Linked DNA regions of Homo sapiens: region 1 is linked to region 2. Evidence: read pairs that join two places in POLR2A ChIA-PET (ENCODE). Cell type or tissue: Caco-2. All regions are shown on one strand.

Region 1 (2,500 bases), 180 kb before region 2:
TTTAAGGGGGTTGGAGGAAGGCTAAATTCATTTCACACAGGTAGTTTCCAGACGAAGCTGTACTGACAATATCCGAGCCTGGCATAGGGAAAAGGGATAGGAATGGGGGCTCCATGGTGAACATCTACTGTCTCTTTGCTTTTCCCACTCCTGGTTTAGGATTTAGCTTTCTCAGGGCTCTCAAAATCAGCGACTCCTCAATCAGCTTTCCAGATGACAAAATTTTGTTTCTGTTATCTCCTCTCCCTATTTGGATGTATATTTTAGTGCTGTTTGAGTGAGATCTGCGGAGTATGCAAAAGTAAATTCTTGTGTTTAACCCTCGATCTTTACCTGGAAGCATCGTAAGGCAGCGGTGGTTCCCTGCATGTGGAAAGCAGTCTGGTTCTGCCTTTGCCTCTCCAGCTCTCAACTCAAACATTCCTTTCTCATCGTGGCCTTTCTCTCTGCCAATCAAAAGATAAAGCACTCGATCAGTAGTTATTGAAGTACCATATTCCTGCCCTTGGCAGTTATCTAGTTGAAATTTCACAGTTTTTTTATATAGTTTAATATATTTTAATAGCAAACTTACAGGAACAGCACAGAAGACAGACAACATTAAAAACATGTATTTCCATATAGGACAACTCAGAAAAGTATAGTGAATGGATGAAATCTCAGAAAAGTATAGTGAATGAATGATAAAGATGCTACAACACCATTTAGTTTCCGTCAATAAGAAATTTACTTGTTTAAAAAAAAAACAAATGCTGGCATTGTCCAGAAAAATTTAACAGATTTATTTATAATTATTATAAAGTTGAACCGCTGAAACTTGTTCACTGAAACATTTTAACTTGCATTAAGGCTGTACGTTTCCGCATTTATATTAAAAATTCACACCCAAATGAAAATGGAAAAACTGCCAATACCTGATTTCTGTCCCCTATTTTTCCACTCGCAATCATATACCTAGGTACCTTTTGACCCCATGGGAAAAAAAATAACGTTCAGAACTACCAATAACAGGAAGAAGATAATTTTTTTAATGAAATTTTTCCCATCATGGTGGATTCTTAAGCACGTTCTCCACGTATGCGGCGTGCTAGCTGGATGTCTTTTGGCATAATTGTTACACGTTTGGCATGGATAGCCCACAGGTTGTTGTCTTCAAAAAGGCCAACCAGATAGGCCTCACTTGCAAAGCAACTATAGCTGCTCTCTGGAAGCGCAGATCTGTTTTAAAAGTCCTGAGCAATTTCTCGCACCAGACGCTGGAAGGGAAGTTTGCGAATCAGAAGTTCAGCGGACTTCTGATAACGTCTAATTTCACGGAGTGCCACAGTACCAGGCCTGTAACGATGAGGTTTCTTCACCCCTCCAGTAGTGGGAGCACTCTTGCGAGAGGCTTTTGTAGCCAGTTGCTTCCCGGGTGCTTTGCCACCGGTCGATTTGCCGGTCGATTTGCGGGCAGTCGGCTTTCTACGAGCCGTGGTATAGAGACCTCCTTACTTACCCCGCTTCTCCTTTGGCTGGAGCTCGGCGAGCGAGAGGCGGCGCTGGGCTGGCGTTGGAGAGCGACGGCAGGACGGCTGCGGCTACGAACACAATTGCAGTATTTTTTTTTTTTGACAGAGTCTCGCACTGTAGCCCCGGCTGGAGTCTGGAGTGCAGCGGCACGCAGGCGCCCGCCACCACGCCCAGCTAATTTTTGTATTTTTAGTAGAGACGGGGGTTTCTCTGTTTTGGCCAGACTGGTCTCGAACTCCCGACCTCGTGATTCGCCTGCCTCGGCCTCCCAAAGTGCTGGGATTACAGGCGTGAGCCACCGCGCCCGGCCATTAGATTTTTTTTTACCATTAGATTAAACTTCGTCTTTCCCCAACCAGGCTGTAAGTTTTTTTCAGGGGTTGGAAATTCCTTGGTTTACAACAATGATTTCACTATACTTGGTACATTTACAGCTCATAGGGAGGAGATTATTTTCCATCAAAAAATAGTTCTGATTTGTAACCCGGGACCACGTGGCCTAATGGATAAGGCGTCTGACTTCGGATCAGAAGATTGAGGGTTCGAATCCCTCCGTGGTTATTTGAGATACTGACTAGTCTGGTGTTATTTTCCTTCCTCAAAGCTGGTAATCAGAAATGTACTTCTTTCCATTTACTTCACTAAGTTATCTTCATTGTAGATCCCTTCCTTCACATCCCTTGCCTTTGCTCTGTACTTAGTCTGTTTATCCTCTCTCTCTCCACCATAATGCCATACAGTCCATCTTCTGGGCCTGCGCTACTCAAAATTTGGTCCAGTCCCTGAACCAGTAACATAACCTGGGAGCTTCTTAAAAATGACAACTTTTCGAGGCCGACCTCCCTTGCTAGTCCGCACTACACTTGACCTACCTAGAATCGCTGTGTGTAGGCTCTAGGATTCTGGGTTTTAACCAAGCTATCCAAGTGGTTCGTTTGCACACTCGAATGTGAGAACCATTTACAGACCTTACAGGCTGTAGAATGCA
Region 2 (2,500 bases):
TCTCTCTGGGCTGCATAGTTGAAATATATCAATAAATGTAAAATAAACAATCCCACTTGGCTCTCCCTGGAGACCTCCACTGGATCCAGACAAACTCAGCTGTCAAAGGAGTAAGAGAGCGCGGGGCACTGCGCTTTGGCGGGAATCTGGTCGGTGTCTGTCCGTAGTTCCCATCTCCACATCCCGTCTGATCCCGCTCGTTTTTCGGCAGCTCCCTTTGACGTGATTGGACCCCCGGAGCCCATCCTGGCCGTTGTGGGTGAGGACGCCGAGCTGCCCTGTCGCCTGTCTCCGAACGCGAGCGCCGAGCACTTGGAGCTACGCTGGTTCCGAAAGAAGGTTTCGCCGGCCGTGCTGGTGCATAGGGACGGGCGCGAGCAGGAAGCCGAGCAGATGCCCGAGTACCGCGGGCGGGCGACGCTGGTCCAGGACGGCATCGCCAAGGGGCGCGTGGCCTTGAGGATCCGTGGCGTCAGAGTCTCTGACGACGGGGAGTACACGTGCTTTTTCAGGGAGGATGGAAGCTACGAAGAAGCCCTGGTGCATCTGAAGGTGGCTGGTGAGTAGACGGGTTTTGACTTTCTCCGACGACTCCCCTGCTGTATACACTTTCGTATGGATCAGTTACTTTGGAAACCATCAGATTCATTCTCAAAATCTCTTTTAGGTTGATGTCGCCGGGGAGGGACGACTATCTGGGCGGGAGGCGAGGGGGGGTAAAAGAATTTACCAAGACAGTTGTAAAGAAAGGCAGATTTACTTTTAAAAGTATGAAAATACTTTTCGAGGAGGCAAAAGGCAGGATCAGCAAAAGAGAAGCTGACTGCCAGGAAACAAAGGCTTGCTGGATAATTTATAGAATAGTTTTTATGCTGTCTGTTGAAGATGGCTTTGTGCAGTATCTATAAGGCAAAGGTTGCAGTGAGCTAACTTGCAGGTGTTTGGTGATAGTTGGACACAGGAAGGATGACTGTGAGTTATTTGCACAGGAGGGCTGTGTACTGGACCATGAAGAAAGGCAGACTTGCAGCTTATCTGCCTTATCTCTTTGTTTTCCCCTGATTAGGACTCCACAGCTAGAAGGTACTGAAGGTCCTACAGTAGGAAATCAGTGAGAAAGGGTTTTGAGTTGAACATGGAGAGAACAGTGCAATGTCTTTATTGTAGAACTTTATTTCAATTATCTCCAGCCCTTTTTCAATAATAGGGTAAGCATTTCTTCATGAAATAATTAAATACATATAAGAGTTATATAACATTCTTTTATACAAGTACACCATAATTTACTTCATCGAGTCCCTGAATTGTACATTTAAATTGTATTTCTCACCATTACACATCTTATGGCTGTGGTGAGCATACCACACACTTTAAGGCTGGCTTATGGATTAGTTTCTAAAGACTGACATCCTAAGATTAGAGAGCATGGCGGTTTGTCACATTCCTGATTCATATAGAAAAGATTCTGTTCTTGTTCCCTTTTTTGCTTCAAGCCAGAATTCAAAGGGAAACAATAAAGAAAATAATAAGCTTTGAGGAGGAAAGTACGCATTGAGGTCTGACTTTCTCAATTCCTAGTGAATGACATCAAGCAAATCTCTTTCTGATTTTTACTGTAAAACTGAGGATGTTTTTATCTAAGATTATTTTTCAAGAATAAAATAGTCTGGGACCAGTGGCCAACTCCTATAATCTCAGCGCTTTGGGAAGCAGAGGCAGGAGGATCTCTTGAGCCAAGAAATTCAAGGTTACAGTAAGCTGATGGTTGCCACTGCACTCCAGCCTGGACAATAGAGTGTGCTGTCAAAAAAAGAAAAAAAAAAAGTGGGATGTGGTGTCTCACGCCTGTAATCCCAGCATTTTGGGAGGCCAAGGCGGGTGACTCACTTTTGATCAGGATATTCAAGACCAGCCTGGCCAACATGGCAAAACCCCATCTCTACTAAAAATACAAAAAGAAATTAGCTGGGTCATACCTGTAATCCCAGCTACTCAAGGAAAATCGCTTGAACCTGGGAGGCAGAGGTTGCAGTGAGCTGAGACTGCACTACTGCACTCCAGCCTGGGCAACAGAGTGAGACTCGTCTCTAACAAAAAAAAAAAGAATAAAATAAAATTAGACAATATATGAGAAATGACCTCGCCAATTCTAAAAACATTATAGACTTATTAGATACTATACTGTGCCTTAAACTGATCTAAAACATATAATATACAAACATATTGCCTTTCACATATATATCATATATGTATATATTATCTAAATCTATATGCATATATTATATATATATATACATAGATATATATTCAAGTAAATATAAAGTTTGAAAAATACTTGGGTGAAATGTGGGTCCCTGCTTCACAACAGGGTCCCCCAGTTGCAGCATCATGTATAATTCAAATTTTGACATTTTGTTTTTAGGGAAGAAGTATCTTAAAGCTTGATTATAAAAACATAGAAATTTGATGGCATAAAATGTGTTACCTTTTATGAGTGGCA

Evidence for each region. ChIA-PET counts read pairs that join two places held together with the same protein. Peaks named below come from ENCODE experiments on the same cell type or tissue, not always from the same donor. Only the 100,000 strongest peaks of a DNase experiment are listed, where the experiment ranks them.
Region 1: POLR2A ChIA-PET joins it to region 2 with 6 read pairs; 5 of 35 experiments call an interaction of 5 or more read pairs at or near these places.

What each region holds. Positions count from the first base shown.
Region 1 is chr6:26,320,818-26,323,317 of GRCh38, forward strand. It overlaps TRR-TCG2-1 (tRNA-Arg (anticodon TCG) 2-1), which reads left to right and starts at 2,001; the gene lies at 2,001-2,073. It also overlaps the pseudogene H3C9P. RefSeq lists an enhancer at 1,431-1,620. In Caco-2, a CTCF peak has its summit at 1,442; DNase peaks (open chromatin) are centred at 1,444, 2,024 and 2,284; H3K4me3 peaks cover 1,532 bases.
Region 2 is chr6:26,501,379-26,503,878 of GRCh38, forward strand. It overlaps BTN1A1 (butyrophilin subfamily 1 member A1), which reads left to right. Exons shown (of 8, transcript NM_001732.3): 3 at 212-559. The region is part of intron 1 of LOC107986583 (a long non-coding RNA gene); the gene reads right to left. Among named protein-coding and RNA genes, the nearest start is that of BTN1A1, 2.3 kb to the left of the region's middle. RefSeq lists an enhancer at 214-343. In Caco-2, no CTCF peak of the experiment used is centred here; DNase peaks (open chromatin) are centred at 393 and 983; H3K4me3 peaks cover 1,135 bases.